Regions from separate parts of the Homo sapiens genome. Here region 1 is linked to region 2. The links are chromatin loops, found by intact Hi-C in ENCODE. Cell type or tissue: heart left ventricle. All regions are shown on one strand. Links, peaks and the distances in the headings refer to the core of each region. The heading gives the core; the rest is flanking DNA. Region 1 has its middle 36 kb from the start of ARNT2-AS1. Region 2 overlaps MESD (mesoderm development LRP chaperone).

Region 1 (16,185 bases), core at 5,051-13,050, 350 kb after region 2:
TCTGGATCTGAAGGCCTGAGAACAAGGAATTCTGTGGGCAGAAAGGAGATGTCCCAGCTGATACAATCAAGCAGAGAGCAAATCCAACCTTCCTCCACCTTTTTGTTTCATTCAGGCCATCAACAGATTGGATGAGGCCCATCCACATTGGAAGGGTTGTCTCCTTTACTCAGCCCATCAGTCCAAACGTTAATCTCCTCTGGAAACATCCTCACAGACACAACCAGAAATCATGTTTAATCAGGTATCTGGGCATCCTGTGATCCAATCTAGTTGACACATAAAATTAACCATAACAAAAACATTTTGTCTTTGGTCTATTAACAGATATAAGAGAAGATTGTCATAATTTCTACCACATTAGGTAAGAAGAGGAATAGGAGAGCTCATCAGGTTAGAAAAAGGCAAATCAGCTAGGCATGGTTGCTCACACCTGTAATCCCAGCACTTTGGGAGGCTGAGGCAGGAGAATTACTTGAGCCCAGGAGTTCAAGAGCAGCCTGGGCAACACAGTGAGACCTCATTTGTATTAGTCTGTTTTCACACTGCTATAAAGGTACTACCTGAGACTGGGTAATTTATAAAATAAAAGGTTTTAATTGACTCACAGTTCCTCTTGGCTGGAGAGGCCTCAGGAAGCTTACAATCATGGTGGAAGGTGAAGGGGAAGCAAGGCACGTCTTACATGGTAGCAGAAGAGAGAGAGCACATGCATGGGAAACTACCACTTTTAAACCATCAGATCTCATGAGAACTCCCTCACTATCATGAGAACAGCATGGGGGAAACCGCCCGCATGATCCAGTCACCTCCCACCAAGTCCCTCCCTCGACATGCGGAGATTACAATTCAAGATGAGATTTGGGTGAGGACACAGAGCCAAACCACATTACCGTTGCTATAGAAAAATGAAAAAATTAGTCAGGCATAGTGGTGCATGCCTGTAGTCTTAGCTACTTGGGAGGCCAAGGTGGGAGGATTGCTTGAGTCCAGCAGGTCGAGGCTGCAGTGAGCAGTGATCATGCCACTGTACTCCTGCCTGAGCAATAGAGCGAGATCCTGTCTCAGAAAACAAAGGAAGAAAGGAAGGAAGGAAGGCAAGCAGGCAGGCAGGCAAGCAGGCAGGGGAAAGAGAGAAAGAGAGAGAGGGAAGGAAGGAAGGAAGGAAGGAAGGAAGGAAGGAAGGTAGGAAAGAAAAAGAAAGAAAGAAAGAGGGAGGGAGGGAAAGAGAGAAAAAGAAAAAGAAAGAAGAAAGAAAGAGAAAGAGGAAAGAGAAAGGAAGGAAGGAAGAAGGAAGGAAGGGAGGGAAAGAGAGAAAAAGAAAGAAAAGAAGAAAGAAAGAAGAAAGAAAGGAAAGAAAGTTGGAAGAAAAGAAAGAAAGAAAAAGGGAGAAGGCAAAATGGTGTGAAGTGTATTCTCTAGGGAGCTAACCAGATGTCACATCCCTGAAGGCAGGGGTCTTGTATTATTACCCCTCTCTGCCCACAGCACCCATACCCAGGGCCTGCACAGGGCAGGATTTCAGTATGTACTTGCCCATTGAGTGGATGATATATGCCATTGCATCTCGGAGTTGGGCAGAGCCTTCTCTCTAGGTTCCTGTTCTTTCCATATTCACAGCAATATCTAGAAGGGCAGGGGCTGGAGACAGATTTCTGTGCATCGTTGGACAACTACTTAAATCTCCTAATCCTCAGTTTCCCCATGTGTAAAACAGACATGTAGGACTGACTGAAGCTTAAGTGACCTGGTGCATCAAAAAGAACTTAGCACAGGGATTGGCAGGTAATCAATATTCTCTGTTGTAAGACAGTGAGTTGGGAAGCAAAATGAACGAGGCTGGCACCCCTACCCAATCCCCAGCACTTCGGAAGCCTTTTGAGAGCAGAGAAAGGAGGTGGAAGGAGGATGAAAAAGTATGCAAGACTGGGAATTAGCCAGGCATAGTGGTGTTAGGAAGTCAGCAGGAATGGTGTCCCAAGCATCTAGGGATCTGGTTTGGAGGCGCAGAGGCCCCAGCCTTGCAGGGCCCCCTGTGATGGGCACTGCACTTCTCACATCCTTCAGCAAAAGCATTCCATACAAATTCAGAAGCTGCAGGTAAACATGAAAACCAAAGAAATCCTAAGAGAAAATTAGGTTGAAAAAATGTACTGATGTCTTTTCTAAGTATATGAACAGGCAGAAAGCAGAAAAAGGGATGCAATGACTACATAAATATTCTTATCAACACTAAGTCAAAAGGCTTACTTAGTGACACTTAGGTATCCATAAATACTGGTTGAAGGAATAAATGAAAAAGTAAATTAAGCAACTATATGGTAAAAGATTACAGATTAAAAACTTTAATAAAAAGTCTTGTGAAATAATAAAAGAAAGAATGAAAACCCCAAAACAAATGGGCAGAAGCTATGAACAAGTAATTCACAAAGATAAAATGCAAATAGTTGATAAACATAAAAAGTAGTGCAATTTCCTTGATTATCAAAGAAATGCAAGTTAAAACACCTAAGAAAAGACATTTTTTGTTTATCAAATTAGGAAAAATAAAAAATACACGAGCTAGAAGGAACTAGTCACACTCAAACTTTGCTTTTTTGGGAGTAAAAAGAGCTATAGCTTTTTTTTTTTTCTTAAGCAAAGTGTAATTTATATACCACAAATTTACCCTTTTAAAGTATACAGCTCAGTGGCTTTAGTATTCACAAAGTTGTGCTCACCACCGCAATCTAATTCCGGCTCATTTTCACCTAATTCCAGTTATAGATCATCACCACAATGTAATTCCAGACATTTTCATTACCCCTGAAAAAACTCCAGTACTTCTTAGCAGTCACTTCCATTTCTTCCTTCCTCTAGCCCCTGATGCGGCTAGTAATATACTTTCAGTTTTTTAAAAAATAGAGACAGGGTCTACCTTTGTCATGCAAGCTGGAGTGCAGTAGCCTGATCATAGCTCACTGCCATCTTGAATTCCTGAGCTTAAGCCATCCTCCCGCTTTAGCCTCCCAAGTAGCTGGGACTATAGGTGCACACCACCACACTTGTCTAATTTTTAAAGTTTTGTAGAGACAAGGTCTCTCCCTCTTGCCCAGGCTGGTCTCGAATTCTTGGGCTCAAGTGATCCTCCTGCCTCGGCCTCCCAAAGTGCTGGAATTACAGTCGTGAGCCACTGCACCCAGACTATACTTTCCATCTCTATAGATCTACATGTTCTGAACATTGTATGTAAGTGAAACCTGTAAGATGTGGCCTTTTGTGTCTGGATTCTTTCACTCAGCATAATGTTTTCAAGGTTCATCCATGCTGTAGCATGCATCAGCACTTCATTACTGCTCATGGCTGAATAATATTTTATTGTATGAATAGACCACATTTCGTTCATTAGTTGATGGACATCTGGGTTGTTTCCACTTTTTGGCTGTGATAAATAATGTTTATATGAACATTCATCCACTAGTTTTTGTGTATATGTTTTCAATTCCCTTGGGGATATACCTAGGAATGGAATTACTGGGTCATTCTGTAACTATGTTTAAATTTTAAAGGAACTGTCAAAATGTACAATGGTTCCAATTTTCCCTCATTTTTGCCAACATTTATTATTGCCTTTTTTTTTTGAGATAGGATCTCACTCTGTTACCCAGGCTGGAGTGCAGTGGTGCGATCTCAGTTCACTGCAACCTCCACCTTACATATTGTCTGTCTTTCTTATTATAGCCATCTTAGTGGGTGTGAAGTGGGATTTCATTATGATTTTGATTTGCATTTTTCTAATGACTAATAATACTGAGCATCTTTTCATATACCAGATACATCCTTTTTGGAAAGCAGTTTAGTAATACCTTTCAAAGGCCATTAAATGTGCATGTAATTTGACCGTAATACCTGATTCCAGAATTTATTCCAAGGAATAATTATGGATGGCTAAGAAATTCACCTGCAAGGATGTTCATCATGATGTTATTTAAAAGTGCAAGTAGTTGAAAACAAAAGTCTGACTATAGGATATTGTTTAAATAATCGATAGTCCATCCATAAAATGAAATAAAATAAAATAATTCTGTACAATATTAATGGCATGGAACTATATAGTTAAATAAAAATATAGACTATAAAACATTACAATCTTAATTCTATTTAATAATCTATAAACATTTGAAGAAAAAAAGGATATAAACACATATACCAAAATGCTAACAATGATACGGATAGTTTTTTTTTATAACAGTCTTTTGAGATAATTCACATACCATACCATTCATCCAAAGTATGCAATTCAATTATTTTAGTATATTCACAGAGCTGTGCAACCATCACCATAGTCAACTTTAGAGCATTTTTATCATCCCAAAAGAAACCCTGTACCCATTAGCAGTCACTTGCCGTTTCTCACCCCCCACCCCCAGCCCAAGGCAACAGCTAATCTTTCTGTCTCTATAGGTTTGTCTATACTCTACATTTTATGTAAATGGAATCATATAATATGTGGCCTTTTGTGACTGGCTTCTTTCGCTTATAATGCTTTCAAGTTGTATCCATGTTGTAGCATGCATCAGTATATCATTCCTTTTATGATTGAATATTACATTGTGTAAACATATCACATTTAATTTATCAATTCTTTGGTTGGTGGACCCTTGGGTTGTTTCCACTTTGGGCTGTTATAAGTTCTTGTACAAGTATTTGTGAAGGTACATATTTGCATTTCTCTCCGGTATATTCTTAGGAGTGGAATTGCTGGATCATATGGCAACTCTATGTCATTGAAGAACTGCCAGAGTGTTTTTCTAAGTATTGGCACTATTTAACAGTCCCACCAGCAGTATATGAGAGTTTAGTTTTAGCTTTTATATTTAGGTCTTTGATGCATTTTGCATTTGGATATGGTGTGGGGTAGGGGTTCATTTTTTTTCCCTTTGCATGTGGATATCCAATTGTCCCAGTACCATTTGTTGAAAAGACTATTCTTTCCCTGTTGAATTGTCTAAATTGTTGTGATATTCTTGTGGAAAATAAACTGACCATAAATGTGGGGGGTTATTTCTGGACTCTAAGTTTTATTTCATTGGTCTATATGTCTATCCTATGCCAGTACCACACTTTTATTACTATAGCTTTGTAATAGGTTTGAAATAGGAAAGTATGAGTCCTCTATCTTTGTCCTTTTTCAAGATGTTTTGGCCATTCTGAGTCTTTGAATTTTGATGTAAATTTTAGAATCAACTTGTCAATTTATGCAAAGAAGCCAGCTGGGATTTTGATAGGAATTGTGCTTAATCTATAGACCAATTTGTGGAGTATTGGCATCTTAACAATTTGGAGAGTATTGCCATCTTAAGTCTTCTGATCCATGAACATGGGATGTCTTTCAATTTATTTAGGTTTTCTATTTCTTTTAACAATGTTTTGTAGTTTTTGGATTATAAGTTTTGTACTTCTTTTGTTAGTGAAGAATTTTTAATTGTGGTGAAATATAAATAACATAAAATTTACCATTTTAACCATTTTAACTGCACAGTTCAGTGGCATTAAGTGCACTGCTATGCAACCATCACCACTATACATGCCCAGAATATCTTCATTTTTCCAAAGTGAAACGCCATACTCATTAAACAATAACTCACCATTCCCTCTTTCCCCCAGCCCCTGGCAACTACCAACCTACTTTCTGTCTCTGTGAGTTTGATTACTCTAGGTACCACATGTACATAAAATTGTACAATATTTGTCCTTTCGTGTCTGGCTTATTCACTTAGAATAATGTCTTCAAGGTTTACTTATGTTGTAGCATATGTCAAAATTTCATTCCTTTTTAAGCCTGAATAATATTATGTACAACATGTTTATCCATTCATCTGTCAACACTTGGTTTATTTCCACTTTTTGGTTATTGTGAACATAGGTCTACAAATATCTCTTTGAGTCCCTGCTTTTAATTCTTAGGGGTATATACCCCAAAGTAGAATTTCTGGATTATATGGTAATTCTGTGCTTAATTTTTTGATCAATGAATAATTTTAAATTCATTATTATCTTTTTGTTCTTCTGTGTTTTAACATTTATTATATAATCATGAAAGCATTACTTTTAAAATCTAATTATTTGAATGCATTCTGCATTGTAAATGGACATATGTTCTGTGAGCTTTTCAACATTTCCCATAATTTGTGAATTAATATATGTTTACAGTGGAGCTAACTTCTGGTTTATGTGATCATTTTGCTGACAACTTGGGAGATTGTCTCATTCCTTCTGCAGACACATGGGTCAGAACATAACTGGCATAATACCCTGGACATTTTTTTGTTAACAGTAAGACTTGCCACTTGAATTTGCTTTATACCTCTCACCCCATCTTCATGCCACAGTGCCCTCAATACAATGGACACTGGGGAGATATATACCTATTCTTGGGCATGTAACAGTGGCGAAGAGTCTATTGACCTGCTGGTTAGTGACAGCTTCTATCTTCTGACTCAGATCTCCATTATTTACACTCCAACCATGTAGTCTTCCTTTTTCCAGGCAGCCCATAAAATGGGGAAAAACAGAGTTCAACTGAGAAGATTTGGGGAGAAAGCCAACATACAAACGGGAACAAGAGCCCTGGGACTTTCCTAAGAAAAACAAAGGATTTAAAGAAAGAACAATATTTAGCAGAATGCAAAACTCCCATTTCCAGATTAAGAAAACAACTTGCTGCAAACAACTTACAATATTTAAAAGTAGCTCTCATTTTTCAAAAAAAACACAAAAAACAAAAAAACAATAACAAAAAACCCTCTCCCTCTCATTACAGCACCAAAAAATAAAAAATAAAAAAAAAATAAGGCTGTTAGAAGCTGAGTTTAAGAAATGTTTTTAAGGTTGGAAAATACTAGTTTTAGCTCAAGGAAAAACTACTTTTCCCTCAACTGGTCCAACTCAATGGTTCATCCTAACTCTTGGTTCATGCCAGCTTCCCCAAATGCCTCATTTCCCGTTAAGGTGCTATTGTTCGTAAACTTTCAGGTTTCCTCTTAGTCATGTTTCTTTCCCCAGGAAATCAATTTTCGAGCATTTATCCTTTTGCAGTAGTGAGTCAAAACTCAGTTGTCAAATATTCCTCTCGTACAGGCCAAGCCTTCCAAGGAATGACACCACAAAGTGAAGACACAAATGGATGTGACGAAGTGATTGCCACTGAGCTTGGCACAGCCATGAGTAGAGGAGTGGAGCTGCTGGAGAAGAAACCACGCAGGGTCAGGATACACATTATTTCCAGAAGAGTCATCAAAGATGTTAAGTCTCATATGGCCCAGATTTATAGTCCAGGGGTCAATGCCCTTGGGAGATCCTGTAGACCAGGGTCTGTCACTCAGATTCAGTAAACATTCTAGAGCAAGGGCCTAAAAACTATGGCCTTTTGTCTGTTATTGTATGGCTGTCAAGGTAAGCATGCTCTTAAAGTTTTTACATGTTTTTAAAAAATCAAAAAATAATCCTTTGTGACAAATTAAAATCATATAAAATTCAAGCTTGCTTCCATAAAAAAAGTTTCATTGGAACACCTCCGCATCCATTCACCTATGTCTACAGCTATGGCTGCTTTCCAGTTGAGTAGTTGCATCAGAGACTGTGTGGCCCGCAAAGCCTAAAATATTTACTCTCTGGTTCTTTGCATAAGGTTTGCTGTCCTCTGTCTTAAACTCTTTTCCACAAAATGCAGCAGCAAGAGAAGAGAAGAAAGGAGCAGGGGATGGGAAAGCCAAACCACAAGCATCACTTTCAAGGTGGGGAACCTAGTATTGCAGGTTAGGAGCAGGGTTTGGAATCCACGGTTAGGCCTGGCCACTGTGTTTCCGTGAGGCACACTCTGGATGCAGGGAGGGGATGGGCATTCCCAGTGACTGTCTCCATTGAACCTCTGTTGTAGCTTGTCACCATGTTAGAGCCCTGCCTGATCACTCAGTGCATATTTGGACCACCATGATGAGAGTAGCCATTCCTATCCTAGTCCCAAGAGGAGAAAAAGGCTCAAGTTCTGCTTCATTTAAGAAAAACTTGACTGATGGAGAATTTAGATGTTGGTTCAAGCAAGATTTTATGTGGAGAAGCAGCAATGCTGGGTACCATCAATATACTCACAATTAGTCTTTCCTCAAAATTCAGCTTCTGTGCTGGCTTCTTTTCTAGCCCCTGGGCTCAGTCCTGAATCCTGGTACAGCTCAAGCCTAGGGATATTTTCTTTATACACATCAAGAGCCATCTTGTGGAAGAATGGTTTTGTGCAGTTCCAGGGGTCAGAACTAGTACCAGTAGGTAGACCAATAGTGGATTTAAATTTAGCCTGGGAAAGACCTGGCTCAGAATTTTTGCTGAGCCGATCTGGAACAAGCTGTTTTGGGAGGCAATGGACTGTGTGCTTCAACAGAAATGCTGTGAGCAGTTAGAAATATGGTTATATCAAGGACCTCTGGGTGCTAGAATTATATGAGTCAGGGAACTAATGGATCAAGGGGCAGAGTGAGGAGATACAAACACTGAATACAGTAGCTAAGAGCATAATGTTGAAGTCAAAGCTGAAGTTCATATCACGGCTCTGTCACTTACTAGCCATTTGGTAAAGTTGGTTAAGATGAACTTCAGCTCCTATATCTGTAAAGTGTGGTTTTACAGATAGTTCTTACCTCACCGAGATACTATGAAGGCTAAATTAGAGTTAATGTCAACAAGTGATAGATGTTGTTGTTGTACATTTATTATAACACATTATTGGTTGCTAATTGCTATGTACATCACTTGAGTCCAAAACTTGGTAGGAAAATTTTTCTCTTCTTTGTTTTTCTTCCCGAGTTGCAAAACTATTTCAAGGCAGGGAATAGAGGAAATGAAAAAATAAATAAAACAGCTCTCTTGGATTATGTACCAGCCTTCAGGCAGATGGTGACTGTCCTGTGTGTGTACCCTCCCAAGATGAGTGACATCAATGTGTGCCTCATCAGCATGATTGCCTCAAACCGGGTTGTTGAATTTGCCCCCACAATTCAAGAGGGTTGGGCAAAGAGGAGGGACGCTCTTCAGATGCCAAGATGGCAATATGTTACAGATGATGTTTGGCAGGGATCTGAGAATCAGAGAACATCATATTAATTTTTTTTCCTGAACATTTTACAAAACCATTAATTAAGAAACCCGTTTGGCTGGAAAACAAATGTCGGTGGTGAGTAACGAATACCAGCTTCTGTCACATTTCCCCTTTCTGGTAGTTTCTGAAGTTCTGGGCTTGCTGGCTTAACAGTTTAGCTGCCAGCCAGGGAGATTTTTATCAACCATAGGATCTATCAGCTGCTGTCCAGACAAGCTGATGTTAACATCAGCTTAACTTTGGCAGGGATGCCAATTGCTTGAATTCATTTAAATCCAGTTCTCCCACAGAGTGCTAAGCACTGAATGAGACTTTGAAGATACAGAGATGAATTGGACACCACCGCTGCCCTTAAGGGGATCCTCCAGTGACAAATACTTGATGGCCGTTTCAGTGCAAAGTGGCCATGACACCATGTATGGAAGAGAAATGTCTCACCCAGGCTGGGTGTTGTTGAAGACTTCCTGGAGGGGTCATGTCTCAACTGAGTTTTCTGGGCATCAGAAGCAGAGTTGCTGCATGGTCAGAGGCACGAAGGCCAGGGACACTGTGGTGCCTGGAGGAGTAGCTGAGTGAAGTCTGGGGAGTGAGGAAGGGAGTAGCTGGCAATGAAGTTGGAGAGATGGGTGGGGCCTTAAAGGAATGTCATTCAAAAGAGCATGGACTCTCATACAAAGGAGCCACGAAGGGTTTTATGAGATATGGGCCAATCCGACTTGCATTTTTAAATAGATACTTTCTGTGCCACGATGTGGAGGATGAGCTAGAAGGGATAGGATTGGTGCTTAGAGGCTGCCGAGGGAATGATGGGGTACCAGGATGACGAGGACCACTTCTCGTCTCCCTCAGCAGTCCTCGTGATCTGTCTGGGATCTTGTCCTCATTGGGGGTCGCTTAATGTTTGCTGATTTAGTAGGAAGTTGTATAGGCAGGCTTCAAATGCCCTAGAGTGGAGCTAGTAGTAAAGGCATGTGTGTGTGTGTGTGTGTGTGTGTGTGTGTGTGTGTGTAACAGGAGTTTCTACCGATCTTGACAATGAAAGGGAAGCCAGACATGCTTGAGTTGTGCTGCATGCAAAGTTCAAATGTGAGCCATTTGCATTTTGAATTCAAGGGGCCCTCATTTAAGTCTGCCAGGGGAGGAAAAATTGCTTCCATCAGGAAGCCTACTTAATCTCGATCAAATTCAACACTTGTAGGTGTTGTAGGTAAAACAGAGGAAGATGTGTTTTAAACACTGAGATTGATGGAAAGGAGCGGACTTCTGAATGACAGGAAGCGGATTCTCAGGTATATGCAATGTCTTCCACAGGCATTGGCTCCCTACGTCTTTAGAGCAGTAGTTTGTTGCCCTAAGCACTAGAGTTCAAAAATGTAGAGTAGACAAGACACTGGAGGCTCAAGTTCAAGGCTCCTACCTCTGTCTGGGATCTTTATCCACTCCTACTCAGCCTACTGTATGGCAAACCTGAGGACAAACCCTACTATAATGTAACTGATTTTCTGACAATCACAGCACTTTCAACTGAAAAAGGCATGGTTTCTTGTTAGGTGTAGTAAACTCAACAATGCCCCCCAAAGACGTCCACATCCTAATCCCTGGAACCTGTGGATATGTTACCTTACACAGCAAAAGGGACTTGGTAGATGTGATTTAGTTAAAGATCTTGAGAGATGAGACATTATCCTGGATTATCTGGGTGAACCCAGTGGAATCACAGAAATCCTCATAAGGGGAAGGCAGGAGGCTGTAGTGAGTAGACGATGAGACAGTGGAAGTGAGAGGTTGCCGTTATTCAAGGAGGGGTCACAAGCCAAGGAATGCAGCCCTGTAGAAGCTGAGAAAGGAAAGCAACAGCTTCTCCCCTCAGAGTCTCCAGAAGGAACCAGCCTTGCCGATATCTTGATGTTAGCCCAGTGAGACTGGTTTTAAACTTCTGACCTCTAGAACTGTCAGATAATAGATGTGTGCTGTTTTAAGCCATTCTGTTTGTGGCATTTTCTTACAGTAGACACAGGAAACTAAGACAGTGGGTCAGAGACATATTCCAACACAGCATCTTGGAAAGACTTATTTAAGGAACGGCTAATGGAATGGATGATACATTCATTCTTTTGAATAAATGTTCTCAGTGATAGCGTGGCTCCATATTTTTAAAATTAAAGTCAGCAACTATTTATTGAGCAACCAATGTCAGACACTGAGATGGCTAAAAATGTAGCAAAGCATGTGTTTTTCCTCCAGGTAGCTCCCGGTCTCGGAAGGGAGAAAATGTAAATCCACCAGTCCCAGTACTCAAGGCAGAAAACACACATCCGTAGAGGTTCCAAGTGCGATGGAGGGTAAATAAAGGGAGACAGCCCCTCGGACAGGAGGGTCAGGGAACTGATGCGAATCGGCCTGGATTTCGGCTGCTAGAGAGTGGGGATCAGGGGAGAGGGGGTGGCCCAGATGGAGGCCTGGGGTAAGCAGAGGCACGGAAGGAAAAATGTGTTGAGATAGTGCCATGGACTGAATTGTGAGTCTCATATTCACAGGCTGAAGCCCTAATCCCCATGTGACTACACTGGAGAGAAAGCCTTTAGGGAGATAATGGAGGGAAATGAGGTGGTAAAGGGCAGGGCTCCGATCTGGTAGGATAAGTGTCCTTGTGAAAAAAGGAAGAGACAGCAGAGATGGATCTCTCCCTGCGCGTGCACAGAAGAAAGGTCGTGTGAGGACACAGCACTACGCAGTCTGGCCCCAAGCCAGGTAGAGAGGCTCCACACAAACCAGCCAGGCGGGCACCTTGATCCGGGACTTCCAGCCTCCAGAACTGTGAGGAAATAAGTGTCTGTTGTTTAAGCCACCCAGCCTGTGGTATTTTGTTGTGACAGCCTGAACAGACTAAGATAGCAATAAGCAGTCAGATTTGATTGGAAAACATGACCATGGAGGAGTTAGGAGGCTGGAAACACAGGCTGAGGCCAAACAGAACAATGAGTAAAAATATTTGACTGTTGCAACTCTGGAGACAATCCAAAGCCCTGGAAGGCTGGGCTAGTGAAGAAGAAGGGTGAAGGGTTGGGTGAGAGCACTGGGGCCCCGTGGTGAGGTGCTGCTGTCCCTGTGGTACATCCAGGGCACAAGGCTGAGCTGCAAGCACAATGTGCGTGGAATACGGCAAAAGGGTGCTCCTGTTCTTTCCTTCCCGCCAAGCAAGCAGGCTGGAGTAGACGCGGAGCCGCTCATTTGCCGGGGCTGTGTTGGAGGATAGGGGGCCAGTGCGGAAGCCAGAGCGGAAGAACCTCTGCTTCCCAAACCCAGAGCCCCCTGCCATGCACAGGCACACCCTCTCACACACTCTCTCCCACACACACTCACACACACACGCTCATGCACACTCTCCCTCACACATTTACACATACTCCCACACACACATACACACTCACACTCTCCCTTCACATATTCACACACACCATACACACTCCCCCACACACTCACACACTCATACGCATTCACACACACACACTCTCATACCCATTCACACTCTCTCCCCCCACATACACACACAGTTCCTCGCACACACATTCACACACGCAAGCACACACATACATTCATACACTCTCTCCCCCAACAAATGCACACACATTCTCTCACACTCTTTCTGTCTCTCAGACACACACACACACACACACTCTGTCTCACACACATTCTCCCCGTTTCTCTCTCTCTCACCCCGCCACACACACCCCTCAGGAGGCAGGCCCTTTTCTGCCGGCCCCTGGCATGAGGTGTTGTGAAGCGTGCACTTGCACCATGTTTCCTGGCAGCCCTCCACCCACTGCCCACACTATGAATCCGAATGTGGTCCTGGCGATGCGGAGAGATAGAAGGAGAAGCCGGCATGTAAGTCCTGCCTCACCTCCCTGGCATCCTGGAAAAGGCACCTCTCACTGGACACAGCTGCCTGGGCTCCGAGGGGCTGCATCCTTTGCTTTGGCTTGGTGGTCAAATTCGTGACCACGAGATTTTCTCAAAGGCTGGACGACAGATTCTGAGGGAGTATCCAGCAGTCAGTTCACTGTAGGCAGCTTGGCAAGAATGCATGACGACAGTCGGTGTAAAACGTCCTTTCCCTTTCACCTAGACACTCCCCGAGCCTAGGATATCTCTTCTAAGAAAATCCCAGAAATCAGATGTCACTCCTCAGCTCACCTCGCCTATCCTCACGCATTGAGGCACATTGCTCCATCTTTGTCATATTGATACCTTTTAATGGCTGCCAAACAGCTCCTGGTTTCTCATTGCAGCCCATTAAGAATTTACAGCCGCTCACGCCTGTAATTCCAGCACTTTGGGAGGCCAAGGCGGGTAGATCACGAGGTCAAGAGATCGAGACCATCCTGGCCAACATGGTGAAAACCCGTTTCTACTAAAAATACAAAAATTAGCTGGGCATGGTGGCCTGTGCCTGTAGTCCCAGCTGCTCAGGAGGCTGAGGCAAAAGAATCACTTGAACCTAGGAGGTGGAGGTTGCAGTGAGCTGAGATCGTGCCACTGCACTCCAGCCTAGCAACAGAGCGAGACTCTGTCAGAAAAAAAAGAACAAAAACAATTTATAGCTGCACCTCTTTGGTGTGTGACGATTCTGAGACTGAACTCCACTTAGTTCCACAGAGGGTAGAAAACTCTTATTCTTTCACTCAATTCTCCTTTAAAAGTTATGATAGCATCTTTTGGGTCAAGAGCCACCTTTGAAACTCTCCTCATTTAGCTTCCACTTTCCATCTTTCCCAAGGAGCTCTAATTTCCAGGGGCCCTAGGGGTTATCTCCTCTCACTTGGCTGTTTCCTGTCCTCGCCAGCACCTGTGGCGCTGAGGCTTGACATGCCTGGAATTGGACACCGGGAGCTGCTCTTGGCACTGATGTCTACGGTCCCCATCTTTGGTCACAAGGGCCCATGTTCCCTGGGTCATCCTTGCTGTAACCTCACGCCTTTTCCAGCCTCCAGCTATGTCAGCATTTCTGCATCTCCCTGGGTGATCGGGGACTCTTGCTGCCTCCTCAGCCCCACCCTGACATGGTTGACCTTCTGCCTGGGGGCTGAATTGCTTTGCTGTGCTTGAGAAAAGGAGACACAGCCTGACTGGTCTGCGACACCCACAAATATTTTGGGACTATATCTGCCACTGCACCCAGGGCTAGCATTCCGTGAGATGACCGCAGCATCTATGAGCATCCATACTCCTTTCTGAATGTCTTCCTGTCTGCAGGCAAAGTCTCGCTGCCGTTTTGGATGGGAAGCTCACCACGAGGTCACGGGGAAGTCTTTCTTACTCACTGGGTAGTAAAACCTCCACTCCGTCCTCCAAGTTTGGCTTTTTATTTTTGAAGTTCAGATCCTAGAATGCCTAGAAAATTCTTTTTTTTTTTTTTTTTTTTTTTGAGACAGAATCTTGCTTTGTCACCCAGGCTGGAGTGCAGTGGCACAATCTCAGCTCACTGCAACCTCCGCCTCCCAGGTTCAAGTGATTCTCCTGCCTCAGCTTCCTGAGTAGCTGGTGTTACAGGTACCTGCCACCAAGCCCAGCTATTTTTTGTATTTTTAGTAGAGACGGGGTTTCGCCATGTTGGCCAGGCTGGTCACAAACTCCTGATTTCAGGTGATCCACCCGCCTCGGCCTCCCAAAGTGCTAGGATTACAGTTGTGAGCCACCAGGCCTGGCTGAAAGTCCTTTTTAACTTTCAATAAAGGCTGGATTTTGCAAAATAGCTTGTTGTTTCTCTACCTTTTTAAAGTAATTCACATAACATTTTATTAACAATCAACTTGTTTGTGTTAGGGCCGGGGGGTCCAATCTTTTGGTTTCCCGGGCCACATTGGAAGAACTGTTTTGGGCCACACATAAAACACACTAACACTAACGATAGCTAATGAGCTAAAAAAGAATTGAAAAAATCCCCATAATGTTTTAAGAATGTTTGCGAATTTGTGTTGGGCCGCATTCAAAGCCGTCCTGGGCCGCATGCGTTCAGGTTGGACAAGCTTGCTGGAGGCTCTTTCTTCTGTCCTCTAGTGGCACCGTATGTGGAGGCTATTTCTGCTGCCTGAGTAGAGAGTGGGCAGGGAAGGATGGAATAATGAGAACGGAACATCTGTAGTTTAATATTAAAGCATTACCATATCACATAAATAAAATGGAAATGAGGAATTTTGTGCATTTTGCTTTTCCTTCTATTGAGCAATTTTTCTATCATAAATTCTCAGGTCAGGGTGAATGGGTCAGTGGGTATACATATAGGTCTGAGTGGCTTATAATCTATTCTAGTACTAAATGAAGGTCAGAAACTTGCAATGGTCTTTTCCAGGCCTCATGGGACCAATGAATGCTGCATTGCTGAGATCAATAGTGACCACTTAGTGGGGGAAGAACAGCACACACAGGTCCCATTTTTCATTCTTAGGACAGTTGTACAATGCCACAGCCTCATTCTTCAAGGCTAAGCCCAGCTGGGTGAGCACCTAAATCAGATGACTTTATTTATTTATTTAGGGTTATTTTTTAGATAGCGTCTTGCTCTGTTGCCCAGGCTGGGGTGCAGTGGCTCGATCTTGGCTCACTACAACCTCTGCCTGCTGGGTTCAAGCGATTTTCATGCCCCAATCTCCCAAGTAGCTGGGATAACGGGTGTTTGCCACCAAGCCTGGCTAATTATTTATTTATTTATTTATTTATTTATTTATTTATTTATTTAAGTAGAGACAGGGTTTTGTTACGTTGGCCAGGCTGGTCTCAAACTCCTGACCTGAAGTGATCTGCCCGCCTCGGCTTCCCAAAGTGCTGGGATTATAGGCATGAGCCACCACACCTGGCCTGGAGTCTTTAGATGTGTGCAGTGATCCTTGAACACCCTGAACACCTGCTTACACAGTAAGAAGTGGAAGGCCTGGCTCAGCAGCTCACGCCTGTAATCCCAGCGCTTTAGGAGGATGAGGTTGGAGGACTGCTTGAAGACAGGAGTTGGAGACCAGTCTGGGCAACAAAGTTGGACTCCATCTTTACAAAAAGAT
Region 2 (16,185 bases), core at 4,608-12,607:
ACCTGTGATGGGGCAGCAGTGACGCGCTGTGGGGGGACAGGTGGACGTGGAGAGCTCTTTGCCCAGCTCCTGGGGTGGGAGTGGTCTCAGGCAACTGCACACCGGATGACATTCTAGTGTCTTCTAGAAAGGGTCTGCCACATGACCAGTTTGTGGTCAAAGAATTACTGCTTAATAGGCTTCAAGTAAGAAGACAGATGTTTTCTAATTAATACTGGACACTGACAAATTCATGTTTACTATAAAATCTCCTTACATGGAAATGTGACTGTGTTGCTTTTTCCCATTTACACTTGGTGAGTCATCAACTCTACTGAGATTCCACTCCCCTCCAAGCACCTGCTGTGATTGGGTGGCCTGCTCTGATCAGATAGCAAATTCTGATCAGAGAAGACTTTAAAACTCTTGACTTAATTGAGTAAACTCTTCATGCCATATACATCATTTTCATTATGTTAAAGGTAAAATATGCTTTGTGAACTCAGATGTCTGTAGCCAGGAAGCCAGGGTGTGTAAATCCAAAATCTATGCAGGAAATGCGGAGAATAGAAAATATGTCACTTGAAATCCTAAGTAGTTTTGAATTTCTTTGACTTGAATCTTACTCATCAGTAAGAGAACTCTTGGTGTCTGTCAGGTTTTATGTGGTCTGTAAAGTTAGGGGTTCTGTTTTGTTTCCTTATTTAGGAAAGAGTACTGCTGGTGTCGAGGGGTTATATGTTCCATTTAATGTGACAGTTTTAAAGGATTTAAGTAGGGAATCAGAGTCCTTTGCAGAGTGTGACAGACGACTCAATAACCTCATTTGTTTCTAAACATTTTTCTTTGATAAAGTGCCTAAATCTGTGCTTTCGTATAGAGTAACATGATGTGCTACTGTTGATGTCTGATTTTGCCGTTCATGTTAGAGCCTACTGTGAATAAGAGTTAGAACATTTATATACAGATGTCATTTCTAAGAACTAAAATTCTTTGGGAAAAACCCTCAATTGTGATTTTAATAAATTAAAAGTAGCACATTACATGGTTAGAAAATGTCAGTGTTAAAGAATGGTACAAAGTGAAAAGTGTATCCCTCTCTTGCCGCCGGTGGTAGCTTGTCCCAGTGGAAGCTGCTGTTAACAATTTGTGCCCCCACATCCCCCTCCCTGCCCATCCACCAAAAAAAAGTACATTTACTTATGTAAATGTACTTATGGTGATGTATGTTTGTTTTGGCCTCACAGCATCTGTTTCCCCTTAATTTGGTAGCTGCTCACATTTCCCTCGAAAGAACCACACCCTCTGCATTCTCAGTTCTCTGCTTTGGATGGGACATTTGCCCTGCAGTCCCCCCACCCTCCAGGCCATGCCCTCTCCAGGGTGAGGCCTGTGTGATCTACCGTACTAGGGTACTAGGCCCTGAAAGAGGCTTTTCTTGTTCCTCCTGCATCTTGAACCTGGAGCGGGAGCTGTTGTAGGCCCCGCCCTTGGAGAAGAGAACTGTCTGACAGTGGGGAGAGAGCGCCACACCCTGGTGGCATAAACGAGTCCCTGAATCATGCCGTGGCTGAACCAAGCCCTGTCTGTGGGCTTTTTCTGTTGTACTCAGGGCAGTTTGATGGGGTTACTGTCCTGCATAGCCATAATGGCCCAGTATAAAGCAGCTGTTTTGATGAGATAATTGCTTTAATTAAGCAAAAGGTAGCAAAGCTTTCACTCCGCCCTGTACCTTCTGTTTCCACTTAGGAGCCTTCCCATGTCAGAATGTGCAGATCTGTCTCATTGTTTCCTGTGCAGTGTGCCCCCACTTCACCCAGTAGTTTCTGTGTGTCTGTTATGTACTAGGTACTACAAGGTGCCAGGACGGTGTAGATACAGCCTCTGCTATCGTAAAACTCAATGATTCGGTGGGGGAAGACAAATGTCAGTAATGTACAAAGTAAAATGGCAGCTGTTAGAAGTATGAAAGGGGCAGGGTAGGGGGAGGTAGAATCTTCCCTGACCAGGTTAAGAAAACCAGAGGCCTTCTCTGAGGGCAAGAGGAGGAGAGGAGAAATAGAGTAAGGCAGGCAGAGGAAACAGTCTGAGCTAAGACCCTGTGGCTAGAAGTGGCAGAGGGAGAGGCAGCAGGAAGGCCAGCGGGGAGGCTGGGGCCCAGTGCAGGCCCAGGTTGGAGGAGCGTAGCACATGGAGTTTGGTAGGAGTTTGGGACGCCCTGGTGGATCTTAATTGTGATGGGGTGGGTGTGAAAGGCAGTCCAGGTTGCACTGGTTGCACAGGAGAAGTGATCAGAAGAGGACCCCAGCAGGTGTGAGCCGTGAGCTGGGAGGTGCTTCAGTAGTGCAGGCCATAGCTGAAGGTGTCCTACATCAGCAGGGTGATGGTGAGGTTTGAACCACTGTTTCACTGCATAGTCCCTGCTGATGGACACTTGAGTGTTCAGATTTTTTGCTGGTATATTCAGTGCTGCAGTGGACATTTTCATACAAAATATTTCGGTACACTTTTGTTTATATCTGAAAGGTAAATTCCTAGCAGTAGAATTATTAGAGCAAACGGAATTTAACATTTTGGTGTGTATTGCCAAATTGCCCTCCCAAGTGGTTTAGTCAGCTTACCCTTGCCAACAATAGATCTATCCTTGCCAGCCTTGGGCATCACATTTACCAGTTTAATAGATTGTAAAACCATATCTTAATTGGCTACCCTGAAGCCACCATACTGGAGAGGCTGCGTACAGTGTTTCACGTAGAGAGAGGGATACCCAGGAGGCCCACCTGCTCCAACCCCAGCTGCATGAGTCTTCCCAGCCCAGGCACAGACATGTGGATAAGATTTAAACATTTCCAGCCCCAGCCTTCAAGCAATCCTAGTTGACACTGAGGGGAGCCAACATAAGCTGAGCTGAGAAACAGTCTGCCCAGTCTGCAGATTCATGAGCAAAAGAAATGTTGGGCTGGGTACAGTGGCTCACGCCTGTAATCCCAGTACTTTGGGAGGCCGAGGTGGGTGGATCAGTTGAGGTCAGGAGTTTGAGACCAGCCTGGCCAACATGGTGAAGCCCTGTCTCTACTAAAAATTAGCCGAGTGTGGTGGTGCGGGCCTGTAATCCCAGCTACTCAGGTGGCTGAGGCAGGAGAATGGCTTGAACCCGGGAGGCGGAGGTTGCAGTGAGCCAAGATCAGGCCACTGCACTCCAGCCTGGATGACGGGATGAGACTCTGTCTCAAAAAAACGAAACAAAAATTTTTTAAGAGAAATGTCATTTGTTTTTGTTTTTGAGACAGGGTCTCACTCTGTTGCCCTCACTAGAGTGCAGTAGGATCACGGCTCACTGAAGTCTCTACCTACCGGCTCAATTGATCTTCCCACCACAGCCTCCCAAATAGCTGGGAGAAATGTCCTGTTTTTAATGAATTTGTCTTCCTTTTTGTCTTGTTTGTTTTAATATCTAGTGATCTAATAAATTTGGATGATATCTTTTGACTATCAATTATGAAACCTGTATCAGATATACACATCTTTCCTTCTTCATCCTCAGGCTTTCTGGTTTTGATGGTGATACTGTGGCTTTTGTACTTCTGGTGGTTTCCCTTATACTGTTAAACCTCTTTTTTTTTTTTAAATTAAACCAACTTAGTATGCATTAACCACTGAACAAGGGAAAGGAACTCACAAACTTTTTCCTGTGTCCCTGATTATTGTTTAATAGTGTTTGTATACTGACAAGATACATAATATCCACCTTCTGCACCCACAGTGTCCGCCTTTATGCTTGGACAAGAGCATGCAGGGTAGGACATTTCTGAGCCTTGCTTTTTTCCCTGGAAGTTTTTTGTTTGTTTGTTTGTTTTTTAAGAGACAGGGTCTCTTGCTGTCTCACTCAGGCTAGAGTGCAGTGGTGTGTTCATAGCTCACTGCAGCCTCAAACTCCTGAGTTCAAGCCATCCTCTTGCCTCAGCCTCCCGAGTAGCTAGGACTACAAGCATGCACCACTATGCCTGGCTAGGTTTTTTTTTTTTTGTTTTTTTTTTTTGGAGAAATGGAGGTGTCTCACCATGTTGCCTGGGCTGGTCCTCAAGCAATCCTCCTGCCTCGGCCTCCGATTCACTGGTATTAAGTTGTGAGTCACCACGCCCAGCTCTACCTTTCAGCTCTTCTTACACATGGCTCCACTGGAGAGGTGTGAGGCCACCCCTGTCTTTCCCCTAGAAGTGACTGCTTTTTCTCTTTTTCTTTTTTTAAATTTGATTTTATGTTTCTTTGTTTGTTTTGGGGGATTTTGTAACTGATTTAAAAATTTTTTTCCTTTATGACTGCTTTTTCTTAGACTCCTTAGGGATTCTTCATTCTTTTTTTAATTGAAAAATTTTAAAAATTTTAAATAATTTTTTAAAATTAATAAATAGCATTCAGCTCCTTTTTACTTATGCAACTCATACTTAACATTTAGTAATTTTTCTAGGAAAAGTCTTAGTGTTGTTTTTTTTTTTTCTGAATCTTTTTTCTTAATCCTTCTAGAGCATGCTGTGTAATTTCTAATTGATTGCAGATTCAGCTCCCCCCTCCCCCATTATTTTGGAAAAATTTATCTTCTGTTAACTTTAGTTTTGTATTGGTATCTTGGGTTTCTTTTTTTTTTTTAGCTCTGATACACATTTTATATTTTTAAATATTCCGTTTTTATCTCATGTTTGAGCTGTTTTTATTAAAATTCAAGTTTTTATTAACTTCTATTACTCAAAAAATCCAAATGGAGAATCTTCACCTTGGGTTATATTTTCCCCCAGGATTGAATATTTATCTGTATTTGTGTGCTACATTCTTTTATTGCTGCTGTTTTCTAATTCCAAAATGTTTGGGTAGATGCCACATCTTTGTTTTTTCCCTCTCTTATTCATGCTTATTAGGCAGACACAGCTTTTCCTAGACCTCAGCCTGTACAAGTGTCACAGGTGAATTCTCGCTGGCTCTTTTCCCTCCGTATCTGAGCGTTGTCTGCTTCGCCAGGAGCTGCAGTTCCAGGGCGGAGTACTGCCTTCTCTCAGCTTTCCTATAGCTGAACCGGAAAGGAGAGGGGCTCAGACAAGGCTGTGTGTGGCTCTGCTTGACAGGTAGCCTCTGCTCTCCTGTGGCTTTCCTGAGTGTCCTAGACTAGGGTTCTTCTCCCCAGTGGGGGGGGGAACCATAATTGCTATTACAAGGAAAAATGATTGCCAAGACTTCAGAGAGTTCCCCCGTGATAGCAGAGAGTCCCTTCCTCAGGAAGGGAAAGGCTGGGATGTTCTTTGCTTCACTCTGTAGTAACCCTTTCTCTTCCGATCTCCGGAGAAGAAAGGTCATGCAATATGTGGCTTTGGGCAAAGGCAGGAGGCACTTGCCCCAGGCACACAATTTGAAGGGCAGCACAAAACTCGGTAATTAAATAGTATTTTAATGCAATATTTTTAAAAACCAAAAAATGTTTTCTTTAAAAAAAAAACAAAAACCATGATGAATAAAAGATGAGCATTCTAAATAAAGACAGGATCTGTCGAGGGGGTGAATAGGGTGAGGCAGTGAGGCGGGGCTGGCAGGGCCAGGGGCAGATTCACCACCTTCTCCTGCAGTCTGTGGTTGGTATTTATGTCCTTGTGCTTAGAAGTTCATATTCCCTGAATCCCAGGGTTTGTGTTCATAGTAAGAACTGAACTATTTATTTATTTTTTTTGAGACAGGGCCTCTGTTGCCAAGACTGGAGTGCAGTGGCACAATCATGGCTCACTGCAACCTTGACCTCCTAGGCTCAAGCCATCCTCCCACCTCAGCCTCCCGAGAAGCTGGGACTACAGGTGCACGCCACTACACCCGGCGAATTTTTGTGGGGTTTTGTTGTTGTTGTTGTTGTTGTTTTCTCGAGAGACGAGGTTTCATCATGTTGCCCAGCCTGCTGTCAAAACTCCTGGGCTCAAGTGATTCACCCACCTTGAAGTCTTTATTTTTATTAAAATAATAGCACAGCAATGTTAAAAGTTCTCTATAAAAGGAAGAAATTCATTTACCATCACACCGTCCCAGCTATCCAAGCTGTTTTCATTTGGCCAAGATCCCTTTGAGTCCATTACATCTGAGCGTTATATTCACATATTTGTCATCATAGCAGAAACAGAATTTGGTTTACAATTTTTCCACTCAGCGTTATATAGTAACGAAGGTTTTTGTTTTTTTTGTTTGTTTGTTTTTTGAGACAGAGTCTTGCTCTGTTGCCCAGACTGGAGTGCAGTGGTGCAGTCTTGGCTCACTGCAACTTCCACCTCCTGGGTTCAAGTGATTCTCCTGCCTCAGCCTCCCAAGTAGCTGGAATTACAGGCACCTGCCACCTCACCTGGCTAATTTTTTGTATTTTTAGTAGAGACAGGGTTTCACCATGTTGGCCAGGCTGGTCTCGAACTCCTGACCTCGTGATCAACCCACCTCGGCCTCCCAAAGTGCTGGGATTACAGGCGTGAGCCACTGCGCCCAACCTGTAATGAAGTTTTTATATTGCTGCCTGGTCTCTGCGTTCAGCGTTTTAGTGGCTGTGTAATATTCCCGTCCTCTTGCTGTGCCATAATTCTACTTAACAGATTCATGTAGTGAAGACAGTAGGGCTGGACCAGGCATGGTTTTGTTACTTACACGTGCCTGAGTCCAATCTCTGCCTCACGATCCATGTCCCTTTCTAGGAGCATGTACTTCTACCCACAGCTCTGGCTGCTGTGTTTACATGCACAGCCCTGCCCTGCTCTCCCACCCTCCCTGGATGGTCATGGTCTTTTGGACCAGAGGTGGGCATCTGACCCAGGTCACCATCAACCAGGTTGACAAATCAGATCCTCTCTCAGCCAGAGACTGGATGATTTGATAGCTGAGGCATTAATAGTGCAGCAGCCACAGTGAATTGCAAGAATGTGTGTGTTAGTTAAGTTTCTACACTTGCCCTAAGTGTTCGACCTCCTGAGTTTTGATATTCAAGTTTTCCTTGAATTCTGAGAGCTCTGTATTCCTATGAGAAACTTTTCCCTAGGGCTACTTTGAAGAGGTTTCTGCAGGTCTGATCCTCTCTAACTTTTCCTGATCTCTACTTATCCATCTATGTGAGGGAGTGAGACGAAGCACATGTGTAAAGTCCCCAGCACCGGGCCTGTATCTGTGCTCTCTATTTTTTTCTATATTTGAGTTTTTTTAGTTATCCACAATTATCAATAACGTTGAAATGAGCAGTTTTCCTTCCTTAAGATTAGTCCTTTGGTGTCGATTTCTTTTTTTTTTTTTTTGAGACAGAATCTCACTCTGTTGCCCAGGCTGGAGTGCAATGGTGCAGTCTTGGCTCACTGCAACCTTCACCTCCCGGGCTTAATCAATCCTCCCACCTCAGCCTCCCTCCCAAGTAGCTGGGACTACAGGCGTGGTCCTACTTGTCTCAGGTCCTACTTTTTCCTGTGTCCCTGATTATTGTTTAGTCCCAGCTACTCAGGAGGTTGAGGCGGGAGGATCTCTTGAACCTGAGAGATAGAGGCTGCAGTGAGCTGTGATTGTGTCACTGTACTCCAGCCTGGGGGACAGAGTGAGACCCTGGCTGGAAAAAAAAAATTGTTTTAAGACTTTATTGCTCCTATTGGAATAAGGGAAGAAGTTGAACTCAACTCTGAATACAGTGAAGACAATTGGGGATTTACAGCAGAGGAGCAGAGTGAGGGGATCAGTGGGTGGAGAATTACTAAGAGGAACTTGATTAGATATCAGGGGCAGGGGGATTCTTATTAACTGACTTAGGATTGTTGCTAACGCTGGGCTCAGCAGTCCAAGGTCAAGGCCTAGCTGAGAAGATGGCTCAGAGGAGCCCAACTAAAGTTTCTAAGGAGGGGTCTTTGTCATTTCTAGGGCTTTGCATGTGAATGCTCTTGACTGAAAATAGAAATTAACCCTTGACTGTGCAATCTGATGGCCATTGTTTTCCTATGCTAGGCTGTCAGGTACCTCGTTGACCAGGTAGGGTGAGGCCAGGGCTTGGAGCTGAAAGCCATTTACAGCAGGCAAAGATCAAGCTCTTCCACAAAGACTTGCAGTAGGAATCCTCTGGGGTAGCAGTTGACAAATATTCTCTTCTTGACCAGCCTCCAGTGAGGCTCCTTGAAGCCCTTGAAGCATTGACTTTCAGTGTCTGCTCTTGTGGGGCTTGAGTTGCCCATTTTAGCAAGAATCCTGTTAATCAATTTATTGAGAACTTCTTACCCTTGATATCTAATCACTCAATATCTGATCAAATTCTCCATCCTCCACCCCGCCCCCAGGTGATATCTGATCACCCAGGCCTACCTTCAGCATAATCCTGTTAGGTCTGTTTAACCAGAATCCGTGCTACCCCTGACATTTCCTCTTAGTCATTTTCCATCTACTGCCCCCATCCTGCTCCTTGGCTGGGGTAAAAACCTGTTTGTGCATGCTGTATTCAGAATTGAGCCCACTTCTGTACTGAGGTCTCTTTCCCCTTATTGCAGTACTTTCTGATTTAAATCTGTTCTTACTGCCGTAACTACCATCAGACACTGATTTTGTTTGACTAGGTCTGAGCGGGAAAGTTCCGAAGAATAGGAGTGGCTGAGTTAGCTACGGAGTTCATTTGGGGCCGGGAAGCAGAGAGGAAGACAACGATAATTATGATGAAGAACACGTTTTTGATGTCAGAAAGTACAACACTTCCCATTATGCACTGCATGTGAGCCTCACACCTGCCCTGCAGTGGAGGAGTAGATAGTTTACAGGTGAGTGAGCCCAGAGGGAAGGGGATTTGCCAGTGATCACGAGGCCAGCGAGTGCCTTTACTACTTCGTAAGACCCCTATTAAGTGAAGTAGAATTGTTCATTCTCTCCACCATATAACCAAAGCACAGCTTGGGAAAGTGATTTGACTAGAACCTTTTTCGGAAGCTGTCTGCAGTGGTTATCATCTCCTAAAGGAAAGTCAATTTAAAAATTAAAGGATGTACCCACTAGGGGGCAGCAGAGACCAGCTGTGCCTCACGGCTTCCCCACCATGTGTCTCTAATTTGCCACTGATCCTTCGGTGAGAATTCTTCAGCTATTATTTTAATTAACAGACTGCTCAGTCTGTGCTTGCAAAATATCTGTGAAAATCTGCATACACCTCTCTCTCTGAATTCTCTTGGAAATCCAAGGGATTATCTTATCCATGTGTACTGTTCTAGTAATATTAATTTACTTCATCCTCATAGCAAGCAGCCCTATGCAGTAAATACTGTCATCCCCATTTTGCACACAAGGAAACTGAGGCACATAGCCATTCAGTATTTTCCCCAAGGTCACGCTGCAAGGCAGTGACAAAGCCAGGATTTTTTGTTGTTGTTTTTTAAGACAGAGCCTTGCTCTGTCGCCCAGACTGGAGTGCAGTGGCGCCATCTCGGCTCACTGCAACTTCCGCCTCCCGGATTCAAGTGATTCTCCTGCCTCAGACTCCTGAGTAGCTGGGATTACAGGCACCCGCCACCACACCTGGCTAATTTTTGTGTTTTTAGTGGAGACGGGGTTTCACTATATTGGCCAGGGTGGTCTCGAGCTCCTGACCTCAACTGATCCGCCTGCCTCGACCTCCCAAAGCGCTAGGGTTACAGGCGTGAGCCACCATGCCCAGCCTCAAACCCAGGATTTAAACTCAGGCAGGCAGACTCCAAAACTGACACCAGCCACTGTAATCTGCTTGGGAGAGGGGCTGCTCCCCTTCTCTGGACCTCTTCTCAGACCCATGTGCCAAGTGTTGATACAAGCACTCCCCATGTAAGTGCTGAACACCAATAAGTTTCGGGAAGTGTGCAGGCAGTGGAGATAAAGATAGCAAGGCAGGCAAGGTCCCTGCCTTCTTGGTATTTACAGGTTGAATATTAAAAGACACACAATGTCTTTCAGCATGGAGTGTGCCTACTGTGTGCAAGCTCTGGACATCCTTACCTAACTGTGACATGCTACCCACTGTGTGCAGGTCTTTACATACTTTATTTCATTTACTCTCATTTTATTTTCAGTTAGGGTCTCACTCTGTTGCTCACGCTGGAGTGCACTGGCACGATGGCAGCTCACTGCAGCCTCGACCTCCAGGCTCAAGTGGTCCTCCCACCTCAATCTCCTGGGTAGCTGGGACCACAGGTGTGCACCATCACACCCAGCTAATTTTTTAATATTTTTTGTAGAGACAGGGTCTCCCTATGTTGCCCTGGCTGGTCTTGAACTCCTGGGTTCAAGCAATCCTCCCACCTTGACCTCCCAAAGTGTTGGGATTACAGGTGTGAACCACTGTGCCCGACCTCATTTACCCTTCACAACCCCACAAGGTTGGTATTAGTTAACATTTACTATGTGGCCCTTTGAAGCACAGTTCTGGTGTTGGACTTCCCAGCTCTGCATTTTATTAGCTGTATCATGTTGGACAAGTTATTTAAGGACCTCACTCATCTAAGCCTGTAGGTGCTAATAAAAGTTCCCATTTCAGAGAAGTATTATAAGGATTAAATGAGCAAGTCCCTGTGAAGCACTTAACACAGCTTTCTTTTTTATTTTATTTTTAAAGTAAAGAGGTGGGGTCTCACTATTTTACCTTGGCTGGTCTTAAACTCCTGAGCTCAAGCGATCCTCCCACCTTGGCCTTCCAAAGGAGTACAGGTGTGAGCCACTGTGCCTGGCCAACAGAGCTTTCAGTACATGTTAACTATTATCATTTGTGTGTGTGTTTTGTGCTTCAGGTGACTAGACAGAAGCTTGTAGGGGTTAAGCCCCTTGCTGAGAGTCACAGCTAGGAGAAGGCAGGATAACATCCTGCCTGGGCTGTTTTCTTCTGGAGGCACTGCAGTTTTCACTGTGGCTTGACACTCTAAGGGAGGGGCTGGGATGGAATTCTACATGGGCCACAGAGATTGCTCCAGAAGGAGAATGGCCACCTTGCCCAGTGTAGGGTATGCCAGAGCAGAGCGGGTCAGCTTCCTTCCAGGCAGAAACATCTGCCGTTCCCACCACCTTGGTGCTCTGCTCTCAGATACCTGCATGGCTGAGGACCTGCTCTCAGGTGAGATGGTTTGCCCTGAAAGGGGCAGAGCTGCCAGAGTCCAAGCGGTCTGCAGGAGACTGCAGTTTGACCATGCTGCTTGCTGGTACAAGGAAATTTTTGGTAGGCAGATTTCAGGAGGTCCCACGCAAGTGTCACAAGCCAGAAACTTGAGATGTTGGACCCCTTTCCACTTGATCCAGCATCTGGGAAAACCTGAGCCTGCAGTTGGGGCCACTTGGCCAACTCTCCATAGATCTTGTTGAATCAGCTTAAACCTGGGCTTGTCAAATTCTGGATCTCAGCAGCCCAACTTGCAATTTTAAATCTTTGACCACTGTTCCCTGGCAGACCTAGGGCAATTTTTGTTTTCTCCAGAGAAGTCTGCCGAAGTTTCTGAGGTGAAGTTTCCAAGCTGATGAATTGGAAGCCCAGACTTGGCAGCTCTCAGCCAAGGAGGGCTGCAGTTGGTGGAATGTGAAGAATGCCCAGGGACATCTGGTCTGCCTTGCATCTGTTTTTCAGGCCAGCCCGCATTCTTCCTGCAGGAGAGAGCTTCAGCCATAGGCCTAGAAACACTGGGGCCCCTTTGATCCATGCCTCCTACCTCAGCTCCAAGTTGGACGACATTGAGTGCCATACTTGCTTTCCCTGGGCCTTACCTCTTCTATAAACAGGGTGGCAAGTCCTGCCAGGCCTGGGATTTACATGCCAGGGTCTGGAAGAAACAAGACAATAGGGATCCTTATTCTAATGCAAAGGAGGTCCCTGACTCCCTTAGGATAGAAGCTTCCTTACAAATTCTCTGAGGTCCTTGCTCTAAATTAAAACTCCCTGAGGGCTCCTACTTCTTTTCTTTTCTTTTTTCTTTTTCTTTTTTTGAGATGGAGTTTCACTCTTGTTGCCCAGGCTGGAGTGCAATGGTGTGATCTCGGTTCACCACAACCTCCACCTCCCGGGTTCAAGTGATTCTCCTGCCTCAGCCTCCCAAGTAGCTGGGATTACAAGCATGCACCACCATGCCCAGCTAATTTTGTATTTTTAGTAGAGGCGGGGGTTTCTTCATGTTGGTCAGGCTGGTCTCGAACTCCTGACCTCAGGTGATCTGCTCACCTAAGCCTCCCAAGTGCTAGGATTACAGGAGTGAGCCACTGCGCCCGGCCAAGGGCTTCTACTTCTAGTTTTAAAATCAATGCCTTGAGCGCATCACCTCGATGGGCCTCAGTTGGAATGGGCCAGCATTTCCCAGAGGAATTTAACCAGCGGAACTGCCCAATAAGGAGGAGTTGGCCACTTCAAGCCAGTTATTTGGGCTTTTGAGATGCAGAATCAGGAGGAAGAGAAGAGGTGCAAAGGTTGTGGAGCAGAGAGGCAGCAGGGTATGGAAGAAGAGGGCCTGAATCAAATACACACACCCACAGTGTACAGTGGCAACTATGCAAGGTGCTTGTAGCTTGCAACAGAGGGATTTTCCAAGGGAGGCCAGAGAAAAGCTTCCTGGAGCAGGTGGCCACTAAGCTGAGATTTGAGCAGGCATGAGTGGACACAGAGGCAGCCTGGAAGCTGGGGGCAGTGGCACAGCAGGAGGGGTGGAAGCTTGGTTTGTGTGTGTGTGCACATGTGTGTGTGAACACACCTCTAATATGGGGAGCACTGGGCCCGTTGAGCTCTCAGGTCTCTCTGTCTGTAATACTCTGTGACTTTCAGAAACCAAAGGGCCTCTGCCACTGGCTCTGCAAATGAGTAGTTTGTTATTACAAACCCTTTGTAAATATTATTTTGATGAGGTATAATAGTTCATCAAATGAGGCCATAATTTATTTGGTCATTTCTGTGTAGATGAACATTTAGGTTATTTGAACCTGTCAAGTCATTATAAATAATGCTACAATGAGCATCTTCATACCCATGCTCTATTTCATTAGGCTAAATCCCCAGATATGTATGTAATTAGTAGGTCCAAAAAAAAAAATGATGATGATTCTTTTAAAGTTCTTGATTGGTTATGCTAAGTATTTTCTAAAATGGTTATTTCTAACTTTCAAAAACTTTATCATGGAAATATCTTAAATGTACACACAAAAAATAGAGTGGGTCACCATTCCTTGTCACCCAGTTCTAATAATTATCAACATTTTAATAATCATTTTTAATCTTTATTTTGGGGAGGAGGCTATACCTCAATTTAGCCAATTTGTTTTTTCTTTTCTTTTTTTTTATTATTATACTTTAAGTTCTAGGGTACATGTGCACAACGTGCAGGTTTGTTACATAGGTATACACGTTCCATGTTGGTTTGCTGCACCCATCAACTCATCATTTACATTAGGTATTTCTCCTATTGCTATCCTTCCCCCAGTCCCCTACCCCACAATAGGCCCTGGTGTGTGATGCTCCCCTCCCTGTGTCCATGTGTTCTCATTATTCAGCTCCCATTTATGAGTGAGAACATGCAGTGTTTGGCTTTCTGTCCTTGTGATATTTTGCTGAGAATGATGGTTTCCAGCTTCATCCATGTCCCTGCAAATAACATGAACTCATCCTTTTTTATGGCTGCATAGTATTCCATGGTGTGTATGTGCCACATTTTCTTTATCCAGTCTATTATTGATGGACATTTGGGTTGGTTCCAAGTCTTTTCTATTGTGAATGGTGCCACAATAAACATATGTGTGCATGTGTCTTTATAGCAACATGATTTATAATCCTTTGGGCATATACCCAGTAATGGGATTGCTGGGTCAAATGGTATTTCTAGTTCTAGATCCTTGAGGAATTGCCACACTGTCTTCTACAATAGTTGAACTAATTTACACTCCCACCAACAGTGTAAAAGTGTTCCTGTTTCTCCACATCCTCTCCAGTATCTGTTGTTTCCTGACTTTTTAATCGCCATTCTAACTGGTGTGAGATGGTATCTCATTGTGGTTTTGATTTGCATTTCTCTGATGACCAGTGATCATGAACATTTTTTCATATGTCTGTTGGCTGCATAAATGTCTTCTTTTGAGAAGTGTCTGTTCATATCCTCTGCCCACTTTTTGATGGTGTTGTTTGTTTTTTTCTTGTAAATTTGTTTAAGTTCTTTGTAGATTCTGGATATTAGCCCTTTGTCAGATGGATAGATTGCAAGAATTTTCTCCCATTCTGTAAGTTGCCTGTTCACTGTGATGATAGTTTCTTTTGCTGTGCAGAAGCTCTTTAATTTAATTAGATCCCATTTGTCAATTTTGGCTTTAGTTGCCATTGCTTTTGGTGTTTTAGTCATGAAGTCTTTGCCCATGCCTATGTCCTGAATGGTATTGCCTAGGTTTTCTTCTAGGGTTTTTATGGTCTTAGGTGTTGCATTTAAGTTTTTAATCCATCTTGAGTTAATTTTTGTATAAGGTGTAAGGAAGGGGTCCAGTTTCAGCTTTCTACATATGGCTAGCCAGTTTTCCCAGCACCATTTATTAAATAGGGAATCCTTTCCCCATTGCTTGTTTGTCAAAGATCAGATGGTTGTAGATGTGTGGTGTTATTTCTCAGGCCTCTGTTCTGTTTCATTGGTTTATATATCTGTTTTGGCAACAGTGCCATGCTGTTTTGATTGCTGTAGCCTTGTAGTATAGTTTGAAGTCAGCTAGCATGATGCCTCCAGCTTTGTTCTTTTTGTTTAGGATTGTCTTAGTTATGCGGGCTCTTTTTTGGTTCCATGTGAAATTTAAAGTAGTTTTTTCCAATTCTGTGAAGAAAGTCAGTGGTAGTTTGATGGGGATAGCATTGAATCTATAAATTACTTTGGGCAGTATGGCCTTTTTCATGATATTGATCCATGAGCATGGAATGTTCTTCCATTTGTTTGTGTCCTCTTTTATTTCATTGAGCAGTGGTTTGTAGTTCTCCTTGAAGAGGTCCTTCACATCCCTTGTAAGTTGGATTCCTAGGTATTTTATTCTCTTTGTAGTGTGAATGGGAGTTCACTCATGATTTGGCTCTCTGTTTGTGTGTTCCTGTTGTATAGGAATGCTTGTGATTTTTGCACGTTCATTTTGTATACTGAGACTTTGCTGAAGTTGCCTATCAGCTTAAGGAGATTTTGGGCTGAGACAATGGGGATTTTTAGATATACAATCATGTCATCTGCAAACAGGGACAATTTGACTGCCTCTTTTCCTAATTGAATACCCTTTCTTTCTTTTTCTTGCCTGATTGCCCTGGCCAGAACTTCCAATACTATGTTGAATAGGAGTGGTGAAAGAGGGCATCCTTGTCTGGAGCCAGTTTTCAGAGGGAATGCTTCCAGTTTTTGCCCATTCAGTATGATATTGGCTGTGGGTTTGTCATAAATAGCTCTTATAATTTTGAGATCTGTTCCATCAATATAGTTTGTTGAGAGTTTTTAGCATGAAAGGCTGGTGAATTTTCTCGAAGGCCTTTTTTGCATCTATTGAGATAATCATGTGGTTTTTGTCGTTGGTTCTGTTTATGTGAGGGATTACATTTATTGATTTGCATGTGTTGAACCAGCCTCGCATCCCAGGGATGAAGCCGACTTGATCGTGGAGGATAAACTTTCTGATGTGCTGCTGGATTCGGTTTGCCAGTATTTTATTGAGGATTTTCGCATTGATCTTCATCAGGGATACTGGCCTAAAATTCTCTTTTTTTGTTGTGTCTCTGCTAGCCTTTGGTATCAGGATGATGCTGGCCTCATAAAATGAGTTAGGGAGGATTCCCTCTTTTTCTATTGATTGGAATAGTTTCAGAAGGAATGGTACCAGCTCCTCTTTGTACCTCTGGTAGAATTTGGCTGTGAATCTGTCTGGTCCTGGACTTCTTTTGTTTGGTAGGCTATTAATTATTGCCTCAATTTCAGAACCTGTTATTGGTCTATTCAGAGATTCAACTTCTTCCTGGTTTAGTCTTGGGAGGGTGTATGTATACAGGAATTTATCCATTTCTTCTAGATTTTCTAGTTTATTTGCATAGAGCTGTTCATAGTATTCTCTGATGGTAGTTTGTATTTCTGTGGAATTGGTGGTAATATCCACTTTATCGTTTTTTATTACATCTATTTGATTCTTCTCTCTTTTCTTTATTAGTCCTGTTAGTGGTCTATTTTGTTGATCTTTTCAAAAACCCAGCTCCTG

Evidence for each region. Peaks named below come from ENCODE experiments on the same cell type or tissue, not always from the same donor. Only the 100,000 strongest peaks of a DNase experiment are listed, where the experiment ranks them.
Region 1: it touches region 2 in a loop (4-fold over the local background); 3 of 110 quality-filtered maps call a loop at or near these places.

The regions. Positions count from the first base shown.
Region 1 is chr15:80,611,976-80,628,160 of GRCh38, reverse strand. No RefSeq gene overlaps it. Among named protein-coding and RNA genes, the nearest start is that of ARNT2-AS1, 36 kb to the right of the region's middle. RefSeq lists an enhancer at 12,330-12,831. In heart left ventricle, for the core only: a CTCF peak has its summit at 8,277 (motif pointing left); a DNase peak (open chromatin) is centred at 11,880; H3K27ac peaks cover 205 bases.
Region 2 is chr15:80,963,042-80,979,226 of GRCh38, reverse strand. It overlaps MESD (mesoderm development LRP chaperone), which reads left to right. Exons shown (of 3, transcript NM_015154.3): 3 at 1-3,475. The coding sequence ends at 8. Among named protein-coding and RNA genes, the nearest start is that of MESD, 19 kb to the left of the region's middle. RefSeq lists silencers at 205-499, 1,365-1,659 and an enhancer at 12,110-12,625. In heart left ventricle, for the core only: CTCF peaks have their summits at 8,799 and 8,999 (motif pointing right); no DNase peak of the experiment used is centred there.